Linked DNA regions of Homo sapiens: regions 2, 3 and 4 are each linked to region 1. Evidence: chromatin contacts called from ENCODE Hi-C or POLR2A ChIA-PET data. All regions are on one chromosome and are shown on one strand. The core of a region is the stretch at or near the end of the contact, and the rest is flanking DNA. Distances in the headings are between cores, read along the strand shown.

What was found. A loop is a pair of places that touch in the nucleus more often than their neighbours do. ChIA-PET counts read pairs that join two places held with the same protein, here RNA polymerase II (POLR2A). Pooled maps may share reads with other maps.
Region 2: a map of GM12878 shows a loop between it and region 1 (6-fold over the local background). The contact joins two enhancer-like sites. A Hi-C loop is called at or near these places in 2 of 168 maps with a recorded cell type or tissue (Caco-2 and GM12878), 27 of 37 single-sample maps with no recorded cell type and 11 of 50 pooled maps. POLR2A ChIA-PET finds 5 or more read pairs at or near these places in 7 of 52 experiments (CD4-positive, alpha-beta T cell, CD4-positive, alpha-beta memory T cell, GM12878 and 4 more).
Region 3: a loop to region 1 is called in a map of gastrocnemius medialis, with 2.2 times the contacts of the local background. The contact joins two enhancer-like sites. A Hi-C loop is called at or near these places in 2 of 168 maps with a recorded cell type or tissue (gastrocnemius medialis and mammary epithelial cell) and 8 of 50 pooled maps. POLR2A ChIA-PET finds 5 or more read pairs at or near these places in 3 of 52 experiments (Panc1, T-cell and WTC11).
Region 4: a map of CD8-positive, alpha-beta T cell shows a loop between it and region 1 (5-fold over the local background). The contact joins two enhancer-like sites. A Hi-C loop is called at or near these places in 8 of 168 maps with a recorded cell type or tissue (CD8-positive, alpha-beta T cell, PC-3, Right ventricle myocardium inferior and 5 more), 1 of 37 single-sample maps with no recorded cell type and 11 of 50 pooled maps. POLR2A ChIA-PET finds 5 or more read pairs at or near these places in 4 of 52 experiments (CD4-positive, alpha-beta T cell, MCF 10A, OCI-LY7 and 1 more).

The regions. Positions count from the first base shown.
Region 1 is chr10:110,744,494-110,747,987 of GRCh38, reverse strand. The region is part of intron 1 of RBM20 (RNA binding motif protein 20); the gene reads right to left. LOC124902498 (a long non-coding RNA gene) reads left to right here. Exons shown (of 3, transcript XR_007062286.1): 3 at 2,219-2,294. Among named protein-coding and RNA genes, the nearest start is that of RBM20, 100 kb to the right of the region's middle. Within about 2 kb of position 1,912, at least 4 of the 41 ENCODE cell types and tissues checked have a DNase peak (open chromatin) inside an H3K27ac peak, as active enhancers do; they include GM12878 and heart right ventricle, where a contact is called at or near this core.
Region 2 is chr10:110,841,412-110,844,905 of GRCh38, reverse strand. No RefSeq gene overlaps it. Among named protein-coding and RNA genes, the nearest start is that of PDCD4-AS1, 28 kb to the left of the region's middle. RefSeq lists enhancers at 1,009-1,168, 1,529-1,578, 1,729-1,788, 1,799-1,868, 1,939-1,998 and 2 more. Within about 2 kb of position 1,710, at least 10 of the 41 ENCODE cell types and tissues checked have a DNase peak (open chromatin) inside an H3K27ac peak, as active enhancers do; they include GM12878, where a contact is called at or near this core.
Region 3 is chr10:110,819,171-110,822,664 of GRCh38, reverse strand. It overlaps RBM20 (RNA binding motif protein 20), which reads right to left. Exons shown (of 14, transcript NM_001134363.3): 10 at 2,489-2,593; 11 at 730-1,390. Among named protein-coding and RNA genes, the nearest start is that of PDCD4-AS1, 50 kb to the left of the region's middle. Within about 2 kb of position 1,969, at least 21 of the 41 ENCODE cell types and tissues checked have a DNase peak (open chromatin) inside an H3K27ac peak, as active enhancers do.
Region 4 is chr10:110,670,307-110,673,800 of GRCh38, reverse strand. All of the region lies in intron 1 of RBM20 (RNA binding motif protein 20), which reads right to left. Among named protein-coding and RNA genes, the nearest start is that of RBM20, 28 kb to the right of the region's middle. RefSeq lists an enhancer at 1,006-1,295. Within about 2 kb of position 1,565, at least 25 of the 41 ENCODE cell types and tissues checked have a DNase peak (open chromatin) inside an H3K27ac peak, as active enhancers do; they include heart right ventricle, where a contact is called at or near this core.

The DNA of each region.
Region 1 (3,494 bases), core at 663-3,162:
TTACAGCCTAGGAGTTTAAACACGTAATATTTCAAAGAAGTTTTACTTCACTTGAAAAAGTTTTCTCTTTCAGAAAGAAAACTTTCTAAAAAGTTTTCTCTTTCAGAAAGAAAACTTTCTAAAAGGCTTTCTCTTGCAGAAAGAAAACTTTCTAAAAAGTTTTCTCTTTCAGAAAGAAAACTTTCTAAAAGGCTTTCTCTTTCAGAAAGAAAACTTTCTAAAAAGTTTTCTCTTTTTAGTGTATTTAGAAATTAGCAAGGAAAACCCAGATTAAAAAGTCATTTAATCTACCTTCTAGCCTTGGATGCATCACTTACTTTTGGTCCCAGCCAAGTACCTCAAACCCTGGGTGTTAGTTTTCTTATTCACAAAATGGAAATAAAAGTGTCTTCCTGTTAGTCTTAGAGAAGCATTGTAACCCACGATTAAGACAACAAACAAGAAAGTGAGTAGTAAAGGGCAGAGCCCTGACTATAAGGGAGAAACTTGGGACAGAGGATCTCTGAGTCCAGAAAGGGAAGAAAGGAGGTGGCAATGACTGTCTCTCCCCATCCTTGGCTCCAGGTCTCTGCACCACTGATCACCTAGTCTAGCAGGTGCTTTGAGCCTGGGCAGGATCTGTGGAAGTGGCCAGTGGATCTGAAGGGGGTTGAGAAGCCAGTGCTACCCTGCCAGAATGACCCCCCCCCCCAAAAAAAGAGTTTTTAAAATCAATGCTCAACTTTTCTCCCAAATGATGATGCAAATACCAGTAATACACAAGCAGGTGGAGGTTATTTTTAGTGAGGGTATTTTTTTAACTTTCTATTCTGAAATACTTATAGACTTGCAAGAAGTTGCAAAAATAGTACAGAAAGGTCTATGTCCTTATCTCCTATCTTCCCCAATGATAACATCTTATATCACTATATTACATGATCAAAACCAGGAAATTGACACTGGCACAATACAATGGACTAGACTGCAGGCCTTAATCAAATGTTATCAGTTTTTGCAGACACTGTTATACAAACAACTATAATGGTGCAGAGGGTAGAAAAAAGAAAAAGAAGTGGTATAGAATTATTTACATCACTAGGATGAAATCAATACAATGTAATTTCGATAGACAATTCATGAGTATGCAAACAATTTTTTTATTACAAACGATATTTTTCTTCATGATTGAGTCCATTGTGATGGGATGATATTTGCAGCATCTTACTCCAGTCCCCCATTTGGGGAGGTGAAGAAATTTCCCACAACAGTTCTAGAAGAGTCAGGGAGAAAGAGGCATCCAATGCCCATTGCAACCCTAATCCCAGACCCTCTCCATAGGTAGCACTGCCTGCTCCCAATCCAGCTGTGCAAAATCATAGAATTCCCACAGCTTGAAGGGCATCTCCAGGTGGAATTTGGTGCCGGCCTTGAAATACTCGGGGTCGACTGAGCAATGCCACCATCTGGTGGTCAGACAAAGAACTAAGGAAAGCAGTGGCAGCTCTCCATTTGTGGGTCTTACCAGTTGAGCAACCTTTTAAATCTATTCCAGGAGGCTCTACTTAAGGTACAGCCATACTAAATGTTGTAATAAAGAATGTTTCGTAATGAGAATAACCACTCTACAGTGGATTAAATATGGCCACAAATTCCTGGAAGCCCCTCCCATTAAGACATGAGTCTATTTCCCTATCCTTTGAATCTGGGCTGGGCTCTTGACTTGCTTTGAAGCAGAATGCACAGGAAGAGATGCTGTGTAACTTCCAAGCCTCTACCTCAATTGGCCTCAGAGTTTGCCCCTCACCCTCTTGGAAGACTGCCACTTTGTGAACAAGCCCGCACCAGCCTCCTTCAGCATGAGATTCTAGTGGAGAGAGAATCTCCATTTCTCCTGAGGTCCCACGCATATGAATTCCAGCCGAATCGCTACCAAACGTGGTGATGAGCGAGCCCAGGCAAGAACAGCTGAAGGCAACTCAAGTCATAACCCACAGAATCATGAGAAATAATAAAGGGTTCTAAATCATTAAGTTCTGGGGTGGCTTATAATGGAACAGATTTGAACATTCTCAAATTATTGTTTAAAAAATCTGTACTGTGGACAAGCTTAAGGTTTATTATTACTATTTTAAACTAGATTACTAGGCAGGGCATACATCGCTATTTCCATATGGTAAACCTTGCTTGTTGCATGCATTTTGAATATACGGCATACTTTGATTTTCCTTTGCATTTTCAGCCCTCCTCACATGTTATCACGCATTCATTCATCAAACACCAAGCATGTTGAAAGTGACAGCTCCTGGAGTAGGCACTAAGGATGTGACATTGAATTGGATATGACGGCTACTCCTGAGAAGCTCATGGCTATTGGAGAAGATACGTATGCAAATGCTGAGTGACCACTCCCAGTGGAAGCAAGACAAGGGGCTAAGTTAGTCAGGACCCAATAAAGAAAAGAGAAACCACTCCAAATCCCTTGGAGAATTTAATCCAGAGAATTTATCAAACAGACAAGAAGGTACACAAAAGCTAGTGGGGACAGGAGTAGCAATAGAGCCCTGGAAGATCCCCAGCCACTGTCAGACAGCCAGCCACAGAGGAGGGGGAGAACCACCCTGGCATCCCTCTCCGACCACCCTGCAGTCTCACCCCAGAGGCTTGCACTGTTCAAACCCAGCAGGCGCCTGGAAATGCAGCCTGCAGGGATCAAATCCCTGGGATGTGGAGCACAGGAGGGGAAGAACAAGGCTTATGACTTGCCATGGTGGTATTCAGGCTAGAAAGTCTTTACAGCAGAGGCAGTGGCTGGGCCAAGCCTTGACACTTAGAAGAACTGGACTCTATTTGGAGATGTTTTGCAGTCACATTTGGGTTTGCCCAGGAGAAACAGGGATGAAAAAGCAGAGGGTTTGTATTCAAGCAACTGCTTACAACATTGACCCAAACAACAGTAACCACGAGGAGAGTGACAGTGCATAAGAAAGATGCCAGCACCCCCAGGGAGGAAGTGCTGGAGTTCCGGAGAGGCAGAAGTAACCTCTCGCTCTTGGCTCCTTTTGGTGCTGGGAGGACAGTAAGGTCAAGGCCATCCCTTCAGCTGTCCTGAACACAAGCCTCTTGACCCACATGGTGGCCGCTATGTTTCACCATGAGCCAAGCAAAGGACCAAGATGGATTCATTGCCTTTGTTCGAAATATAACTGAGTCTTCATATCAGCAGATTTCTTTCCTTGTCTTCTTGGTACAAGTGTACATATCTTTAGATTTCTTATTTCAGTAGCTAAATATACATCTAAACTCATTTGAAATGAAATAGGGACTGGCTCTTTCACATTCTAAAGTATGGTTTGCAAACTTCAGCAGGCCTCAGACACACCTGGAGGGCTTGTTCAAACACAATATCACTAGCATCCACCCCCAGAGTTTCCGTTCAGTAAGTCTGGAGGAAGGTTTGAGAATCTGCGTTTCCATCAAGTTGCTAGGTGGATATTGCTGCTGGTGCAGGACCACAC
Region 2 (3,494 bases), core at 461-2,960, 97 kb before region 1:
CAGTGGGGGACCAGCAATACCTGCAGGGAGGTCAGAGAAGTCAAGGAAGGCTTCGTAAAGAAGACAACACCTAAGTAGAATGTTAAAAAAAAAAAGTCGTAGTTTCCAGGTAGACAGAAAGGGCCAAAAGGTATTCCTAGCAGTGGGAAAACCATTTACAAAATCAAGGAGCTGGAAGGGGCCTATTTGGGAACCCCCGAGGCACTGAGCATAGCTGAACCACAAATGGAGGCTGTGGGGGTGAGAAGGTGGGTGGAGAGGAGGCAAGATTAAGTAGGGTCGGTGGAGGGCCAAGCTAAGCCATACGAGGAGCCCAGGAGACAAAAACCACAGAGACCAGGCTGGCCGACCCCAAGCAAGCCTGCCTCATGGGTAGGCTCCCCTGCTGGGGGCAGGAGGATGGTAATAAGGACCATAGCTCCCCACAGGCCCATGTGGGAGATTCAGGTAGAGAAGTGACCACCCCCCACCTTGTGATTGACAGCAAGTCTCCACTCTTATTTTCTTCCCAAAAACCTCTGGCACGCACAAGGCACACATCAAATGCACAGATGGGAAAACCGAAGCAACAGAAGGTAAACATTTGCCTACATCTCAGAATGAGTTCATTGTGGATTTGACCCAGGAACTCAAGGTCCTGATTCCCAGCATGGAGATCTGTCCCTGAGCCAGAAAGCTCTGTTCTTCCTAGGCTTGCATACAGTGATGGTGAGAGATCTCACGGGCAAACGGGGCACACCTTTTGCACCCCTCCTCCCTAGGCCGCTCCTTATCAGACAGGTTTGAGGGGAAGTTCCCAAACTGCCAGAGAGAATCAGCACTTCCCAGTCAGGCTTTGTTCCCTCCTGGCTGTGGTCATCCGTTTGGGGTAACCCCAAAGAATAAATGCTGGAGAGGTTTATTTCCCCCAACAATCCAAAGAGCAGGGGCCCCACCCTAGAGCTCTCTATTGTCAGGTGGGTGTGGCAGGGCACTCAGGTAGTAGAGATGATGGTGGCCTCCTCCTTGGCCTGTGAACACTGGTTCCTGGAAGTTCAGCCACTTAACAGAGAAATTTGAAAAACAGAGCTTGAAAATAAACCCAAACAAAAATTCATGAACTCCAGCCAGCATACTCACTCTCAGGTGGCTGGGCAGGTGTGAGCAAGGATCAGGCCTTCGGACACTGGGAGGTGTTGCCCCAACATCAGGAACCAGTTCACACAGACCAGAAGCCATCCCAGTGTCCCCGCTCCCACTATGCTCTTCTCCAATGTTGGGCTGTGAGCTCCCTAAGGATTTTTCCAACACCTCTCAGTACCTCTGTACTGTCCCTCAGGAGAATTATTCCAGAATATAGAGTCAAGTAGAACAATCTCCCCAGATAACCTGGAATGCTCTCTCCAGCCTAAGGACAGAGCATGTTTTTTTTTTTTTTCTTTCTGCCTTGGCTCCCAGGAGGCTTCTAGTCACATCTCTTGCTGTATGAGCCCTTACAGACCATATATTTGCTGCCTCCAACTTTCTTCAATCCTTGTTTATAATTTTTTGTTGTCTTAATCTGGACACATGGCATCATGTATGTGCAACATCTCTACTCCATGTTGGAAACAGGTGGCAGGCAAGTCAACAATCTAGTTTCACTCAGGAAGGAGAGGTCACAAGTGCAATCCGGCTAGCATTTTGGGGCTGTGGGAAATCCCCTTTTGATCACTCCCCTTTGTCCCCAAGTCCCCTGAGAGCAGAAAGCAAGCTGCTTCTCTTTCTTCTCCTCCCTGAAACAGGAGGAACTTGAGCAGCCCCCGGGGCCCTCCTTCCTCTCTTGCCCTCAGACTCAGCTCCCCTGGAATATTCTCCCAAGTGAGAAGAAGGAAGAAACAGTATTTCTCTGGGTATAGTGCTGTGGGTGGAGGCCTTTCTTTACTTTCCAGGGAGGAGAGGTACTGGAGAAATCAGTTTCTGGAATTTAACAATCAGGAATTCAGCCATAGGTAACTGCAGTATTGCTAAATTAGACTTTCTAATTTATCCAAGCAGCTCTGGGCAGACCCAGAGTCTAGAGGCTTTAGGGAGAGGCAGGAACAGGAGGTAGGCAGTGGAGAATAGTGGCTAAGAGTGTGGTTTGACAGTCATGTGGACCTGGGTTTGAATCCCAACTCTGCCACTTACTGGTCGTCTGACCCTTGACAAACCACTTTGTCTCTCGGAGCCTCATTTTCCATCTATGAAATGGGGAGAATAACAGTACCTGCTTCTCCAGTTGTGAAGAGGCCAAGAGACAGTGCCCCTATGGAGTACACTAAGTGTGCCATGCAGGGGGACTCAGGAATCAGCAGGGCCGAGCTGACAGCAGTAGTGTCTTGTGGAAGAGGGAGAGAAAGTGTGTGTGACCCCAGAGTTCCTCGCTGACAGCAACGCGGCCCTGGGCAGTGGCCCTGTTCCTTGTTTCTCCTCTGAGTAAGGATTGCTGACTCCACACAGCTCTCTGTCTTCAGCAGCAGGGCTTCCATCAGATCTCGAGGAGCTGTTTAATAACCACAACACTTCCAGCCATTAACAAAGATAAAGACAGCATTGGAAAATTGACTTTTGCCTGAGCACAGTAAGTACGAACCCAACTAAAAATCATAACACATGCTCCCAAACCCAGTTCGATGACTGTGACACGCTCCCACCCCCATCCTTCGCCGCCTCCCCCACCCACCAGCTGCCACCAGCCCCTTCTGCCATGGCCATGCTGGTCTCCTTTTCTCTGCCTCCTACTGTCAAGCCTTTTTCACACTAAAGTGCCCCTACCTTCAATGGCCCTACCACCCAGTAAAATAAATGCTGCTTCTATTCCAGGAGCTACTGGGGAAGTCCCTGGTTGACATCTAGGGCAGTGTTTCTCTAAGTGTCATCGGTGGACTGCACCTGCATTGAATTACCCCCCAGGCTTGCTAAGATGCAAATGCCTGGGTCCTCCCCGTGACCTAATGAGTCAGAATCTCCATGGGGGCGCCAGGAATATGCATTTTTAGCAAGCTCACCAGGTGCGGCTGATGCACCCAAAGCATGAGAATCCATGATTTCTCTTGAGTCCCTTGCTGAGTGCCAAAGTCCAGCTAGGACCAGACCTGGAAAATTCACACGATAATGTAATCGAAATATCATAAACTCTCCAAGTAGCCCCAGCAAGACTCAAGGGATCTGGATTCTAGTCTTGGCCCTATACCAATAAGCTGTGTTGCCTCAAACAAGTCACCTCTCTTCTCTGGGCCTGTTTTCTGGCTTGTAAAAGGAAGAGCAGAGGCTTGGGGGTCTCTGGGGCCATCCTGCTCCAACATGCTTGGAATTTCACTCAGGATAGGCACCTTTATATGACTGCCATTGTGGGAAAAGAGAATGGGGAGTTGACAGGGTTGAGCCCAGATGTCCAACCACTGCCTAAGAGGGCAGTTAACAGTTGCTGTTGCCAGGTTTGATGGTTCATGCCTGTAATCCCAACATTTTGGGAGGCTGAGGTGGGTGGATTG
Region 3 (3,494 bases), core at 720-3,219, 75 kb before region 1:
GGCTTTCTGTAAAGCAAATCCCTAATTATTTTCACAGTGAGAATCTTAAAGGCTACTCTCTCTCCCTCCCCCCAAACCCCCTGATGGATCTTAAGTTCCACTTGGCAGAGAAGACGGGGCTTAGCCTATTTTAAACTCTCTCTTTCATGATGTCACAGTGCCGGGCATAGGCACAAAACGTCACCTCCAATGGAGTGAGAGAATATCCTGAAACAAGTCTTGTATCACTGTCAGACCCTAGCAAAAAATGGGTCTGAGGTAGTAAGAAGGGGAACAGCTGTACCCTTTAAGGATCCTCTGTTCCTTCCCCTTCCACTCCTTTCTTGTATCCCCTACTCTTGCCCCCATCACAGAAATAACAGCCTGGGTGGCCCTCTGCTGTGCAGGCACGAGGCTCCTCCTGATCTCCTTTTGCTGATAACCCAGTCTAATTTTAGTTATCCAAGTCCATCTGGGCTCCTGTAAATGCAGAGAAGTCTGCCCTGAGTTTGCTTCTCAGAAAACATGCAGCCTCCTATCTAACTTCCTTTACACCACTTGCCTAAAATCACTAACAGTTTAGCCAGGCTTTTAGAGGCTTGCCTTTGTTGCTAAATCACTTTCTGCACCCACTTTAATGCTAGTTGAAACCTTACTTATGTTCATTCCAGCCTGCACATGCTCATACTTTATCAGGTGAGCAGGAGTCCAATCAACCCGACCACCCGTGAGGAAAGGGGAGATAGTTACCCGGGGTCAACACTTCTTGGCAAGCTTGGTTTTGGAGGTCAGTTTCGATGGGGGGGCTGGCTTTCTCCTCCAGGGGGCTGCCTTCACAAGCCCCATCTTCGGGGGTCCCCCTGGTCTTGCAATCATCCACAAATGGGCTTGGCTGCCGGGCCCTCTCCTCTGCTGGCTTAGGGGAAGACATTTGCTGGACTGTAGGGGCTGGATGAACATCTGAGCTCTCCACTCCCTTTGCCTCCTTCTCGTAGCAATCTGAATCCTCCAGGGAGAGGCCTGTCTCACTTTCAGCTGGCTTCCGCTCAGCATCCAGATTTAGGCCAGGCATTTCCACGTCCATGTCACTGGGACAGCTTGTGGAAGCAGAGGGCAGTTCTCTGGGTGACTTGAGGCTGATTTCTGCAGCCCCATTCCCTACGGCCTTGACTCCTTCCTTGGGGAAATCCTGGGCCAGGTCTAAGTCTAAGGTGGTTGTCACACACAGACATGTTTCTGGGCAAATTTTGTCTTTCTGGTCAATGGGCACAATTTCTTCCAGCTCTGGGATGTCTGGTTCCACGATAAAATCTTCTTCTTCCCCAACCTCGTCCACTGTCACCAGCTCCTCCATGTTAGTGGGATACCAGCTCTCCCCCTCTGCCTCACTTTCACTCTCCCAATCTTGTTCCTGTACAAAAATGCAGAATGGAGGTCAGAGGGTGGTTGAGAGCATTCAACTGGAAGGCACAAGACTTGGCCATAAGGACCACTCAAATCAGGAAGAATCTGAGCATTCTTACCTCTACCTGGTACAATTACTGTGAACCACTCAAGTCCCACGGCACCAACTCATCTTTAGGGTGATGCTCAAAGTTTGGAATAGGCCCTTAATGCTTAATCCACCATATTTAAAGTGACGCAAAGAATTTCAAGCCCCAGTAGATAATGGGTGCTCAATATACAGTTTTTGAATGCATGAATAATGAAGTTATAAACTCTAAATACTTACTGGAGCATCTTTCTTGCATCTGGGTCATCACTAAATGTAACTGCAGCAAAGCCCCTCACAAAATTCCCCCCAAGCACCCTCTCCCAGCAGGGGTACATACACTCCCACAGCCAAAGCTTCTACTAGGCCCCTTCTAGAACTTTCCCCTTGGCATCTGCAGCAGCCCATGGACTCCCAACTCCACAGACAGATTTAGGAGATCAGCTTCCCTGCCAGCGATACTCATTTCTCCTGCCTCTCCTGACCGGAAAGGCACGAAGATGGCCCTGTTCCAAGGATATTTCTTTTTGTTGTGGCAGCTCCAGCCCAGGAGAACTGTAACTGGATTTTTTCATTTTAATTAAGTAAAACAATCTATACAAGCACAGTAGATGGCTTGTTAATCCTAGGGTCTGGGCCTGCTGAAGTCAGGGCCCCAGCTTGAGTGCCCAAAGCAGCTTCTCGCCCCATCCCCGCCAAGGGACTTGTCTATTTTGGGAGCCTGGCTCTGAAGCCTGAGTCTTTTTTTGGGCACATGTTTTCTCGTAGGAACACAGCCAAATTGCTGGAGAGTGAGCAGAGCCCAGACATGTGGGTAAAGATCGCTTCAATAAAAACTGTCCGAAGATTCCAGGCACAGCCACTCCTCCAAAGTAGCGCTAGGAGGACTGGTTCATTCATGGAACTAATGGTGGGGTCTCAGCCATATTCCATCCAGCAGGACATCACCAGGCAAAAGGGGGACTCCTGTGACTCAGTCCCTCATGGCAGAAGTGCAGAATCTGAAACAAACTTTACCTTCTTTGTCCTTGTGTTTTCCGGATCAGAGAACTCTGCTTCTTTCTCCTGTCTGCCCACTGATTGAGGGCTTTCTTCCATGCCCTCCTGTTCCTCTTTTCCAGCCTTATCAAAGGAAGAACAGAGCAAACCAAATCAACAGTGAGCAGTGACAGGGAGAAGAAAAAAAGAATGATATTGAATGCAGGTCCCAGCTCTCAGATAGGTTTCACATACAGCATTTCCTTTATCCTCCCAGAATCCCTTGGAGGCAGCTGCTATCAGCATCTTCGTTTTATAGATTAGAAAACTGAGGTTCAGAGAGGTTAAGTAATTTGCTCACAGTCACACAGACAAATGGAGGCAGAGAAATGTCTTGAAGCCTGGCCCGATGTCTTTAGGGGGCAGAAATACCTGGCAAACTGGGTATTTTTTGCAGAGTAGAAGCAACAAAACTTGAACTGACTTGGGCCGGCCAAGACCCCAGGGTTAACCATCACGGTGACATTTCCCCAACAGAGTCATCTTGGCTATGAAAAAAATCATTCAGGACACTTATAGGTAGAAAGGGCACAGTCAGAGTGCCCTCACACCTTTCTGTTGCCCTCTGTCCTTGAGTGATAGCCCAAACTAACACTCCCTTTCCTCCTTCCTTGTATTCCCTTCCCCCAAATCAGGACCCTCACAGTAGTGCGCATGTCTGTGAAACTGAACAATTGAAAGCAGGTGTTTGGTTTGAGAATTAGGGCCTCTACCCAACCTTTAAGACAAGGGTCAACAAACTATAGTCTGCAGGCCGAATCTGACCTACAGCCTGTTTTTGTATAGCTTGTGAGCTAAGAATGAATTTTACACGTTTACATAATTACATTTTAAGTGATTATAGAAGTGCCTACATAAAATCCTCAATTTTGCCCCTTGGCCCACATAGGCTAAAATATTTACTATCTAGTCCTAGAAAACTTTGCCAACCCCCACATTAGAAGTTTCTGGGGGATATTCTCCCATGACTTAAACTTTGGCCACC
Region 4 (3,494 bases), core at 316-2,815, 74 kb after region 1:
TCAATCCCTGAAACACAAGTAAACCTCATTCCTCCAGTTTCAATATAGGCCACTGTCCTCAGAATGTGGGGAGTTGGAAACAAGCAGATTGCAGAATATACATCTAGGTTTCAGATCACACAGACTTCAGCAGCCAGTACCTTCTAAGCTCTCCTCGCCTGTGGCCTTAGTGACATTATCTTAAGAGTATTCTCATAATTCCTGGTGCTGGTGAGGCTGGCCGGAAATAAACACTTAAGCACAGCTAGCAGGAGTAAACATTTATACAAATTTTTTGAAAAGCCATTTGGATGCTGGGCATGGTGGCTCACGCCTGTGATCCCAGCACTTTGGGAGGCCGAGCTGGGTGGATCACGAGGTCAGGAGTTTGAGACCAGCCTGGCCAACATAGTGAAACCCTGTCTCTACTAAAAATAAAAAAATTAGCCAGGCATGGTGGTGTGTGCCTGTAATCCCAGCTACTTGGGAAGCTGAGGCAGGAGAATTGCTCGAACCCAAGAAGCAGAGGTTGCTGTGAGCTGAGATTGCACCATGGTACTCCAGCCTGGGCAACAGAACAAGACTCCGTCTCAGAAAAAAGGAAAAAAAAAGAAAAAAGAAAAAAGAAAGAAAAGCCATTCAGGAATATGTATCAAGAACCTTAAAAACATTCTCACTCTGCCCTATGATAATGAGACTATAACCTAATACGGAAACAAGTTTTAGCCAGAAAGATGTTTACTGCAGAATTTTTTAATGAAAATAAAAAAACACCTAAATATTCAAAAGTAGAGTGGCTGTATATGGCATGACAGAATATTATGCAGCCAGTATGTATGTTTGTAAAATAATAATAAGAGAAAAAATGCAAAGTTCAAAGTTGAGCTTCATAGTACAATTAAAAACTAGAAAAAATAAATCTAACGTATGTATAGACAAAAAAGCAAAGGAACTATTCCAAATATCAGTTGATTTTAGATAGTGGACCCATGACGAGTTTTTCCTCCCTGCTTTCTACTGCTCTATACTAAGTATGTGTCAAGCTTTATTTGAAAAACTCAAGTACAAGTCCACGGTACAACCTAGCACTCTGGGGGCACTGGCACTCCAAAAGAAAGTTGCCTTCCCACTCCAGGAGAAAAGACCATCTCACCGGGGACCGCTGTGCCCACCCCAGGTCTGAAACGTCCCCTATCCGCGGACGGAAGCATCTTCAGGGGTCGCTGGAGAACCGTGGGGGCGCGAGCGCGCAGCTTCCGCGAACACCCGGGAAGACCGCCTGCGGCGCACCGCCCCGGGGGCTTTGGCTGACGATCACGGAAGCTCCGCCGGGCGAGGGAGGACGGCAGCAGCCCGGAGAGAAGGTCTCTGCAGAGCGGGGACGCAGGGTCCCGGGTGACACTCGGCGAGGGGAGCCTCCCCTTTGACTGTCTCGCTGAGACCTCTCAGGCTTCTAGTTTTCAAACACGAGGGTTGAATTATTCGGAGAGCTCAGCAGAAAGCGGATTAAGAAGGGGAAAGCCGAGGGAGCCATAAACTGACAAGTGCTGCGACCTCTCCGGCCACCAGGGGCCGAAGTCTCACCACTGCCCCCACCCGCGGCGCCAGGCATCGCCTCCCTCGTGGCAGAACCCTGTCCAAGTGCGCGGAGAAACGCAAAGCGCGGCAGGGACGGCTCCCTGAAGCCCACCGGGTAAAAGCAATGCCAGACATCAAAACCAGGAGCCTCCGAGAGCCGTCATCGGACAAGATAGGAAGAAGAGTCCCTAATAGGGCCCTAAAATACCCCCTAAGTTTGTCCCTCTGGGGTGAATTTGAAGTCTTCAGAGCTAAGTGGCTGATTATGAGCCTCAGCACCTCGGGTCCCAGGTGATATTTTGGTGATGAGACTCCACCCTAAAGGGATAGCAACTCTGTAAAAGCTGAAAAAGAATTCCTACATAATATCAATAATCACACCAGAATGGATCTCTTCTGTAAATTAACATTTTAAAAGATATCTTTACCAATAAAGAGATTTAAAGGGAGTGTTTCTTGTAAATACGGTTAATAAGCATGTCGATATATATACATATATATATATATCTTAAACAGTGTCATTTTACTTCTATTAAATTAGTTTTTTAAAAAAAATCTTGAGCTGGAGAGGTGTTTGTTTCACGAGCGCACAATGCATAATACTTTGGTAGACACTGTTCTGAGCAATATACAAATACTCATTCCCAATAATAGACCTATGAGGTGGGTACTGTGTCACTCCCACTTTAAAGAGGCAGTAACTGAGGCACAGGTAGGTTAAATACTTTGCAGAAGTTCACACAGCTGGTAAATGCCAAGTGTCAAGCTGGAATTCAAAGCTGGGCAGAGTGGTTCCGCTTAGTTATTGTGAGACCAATATCCTCCTATGTTACTGCTAACTTTTTAAACAGGTACAACTTTATTGTAAAGCAATGTGGCTAATATATCAAAAGCAATAAAAATATTCATACGCTTAGAAATAATAATCCCATTCTGAGAAAATATTCCAAAATGACATGCATGAAGAAAGCCATTACTATAGTATTGATAAGACAGAAAAACTAGAACCATCATTGTCCATCAGTAGGTGAATAATAACTTTGGGTAAGTCAGCTCAGTGAGGAGGTATGTGTACATGCCCACGTGGTTCTCCAGCGATCCCTGAAGATGATCCACTGGAGGCTTCTGTTTCCTGATTGGAGACGTTTCTAGGCCTGGGGGCTTCGAGGCAGCCACAGGAGAGATGGTCTTTTCTCCTGGCATGGGAAAGTGACTTTCTTTGGCAGCGCCAATGCCATCATGAAAAATTAAATTATGAAGAGGATGCAACTGCAAGAAAAGTCTTTTTACATCATAATGTTAACAGGAAAATAGAATGTAAAACCATGTGTGATACTTTAAAATATATGCACATGACCAAAAATAAAAGGAAGGAACACAAAAGAGAAAAATAACAATCTGACAAAGAGATTACTGCTAATATTTTTTCTTTCAAGAATTTCCCTTTTTGTTGTTACAGTCGTGTTGTTATGCATAAAGTTTGGAGAAACTGAAGTACATCTCAAAGTATTTATGAGAATAAGCCATATTTCCTGCGTCAAGAGCATCCCAAAGGAAACCTGTAACAGGGATGGTTCTACGGTATTTAAATGTTCTCTGAGCGGGGCTCCCTCTTGCCAGGGAAGGAGGATCATGCTGGCAGCTGGAATTAGCACCGTTCTCAGCCGCTGTATTAGAGAACCCCAGCAGAGATGAATGCTGCAGGGATTCCAGGCCTAGCATCAATGCCCACAAATCATAATGATGGTGAAAGAAGCAGAAGCCAATGTCTGGGGCTTTTCACACCCAGCAGCTAAAGAAATACAGTCCAGTCATGAGAAACTTAGTTTCAGATCTCACCAACGGGCAGTCTAAGGATGTGCCACATTCTTCACTTCCTATCTGTCTGTGCCAGATATCAACCAACAGTCCCTGGGAAAGAGACAAGAGTGAGCTAG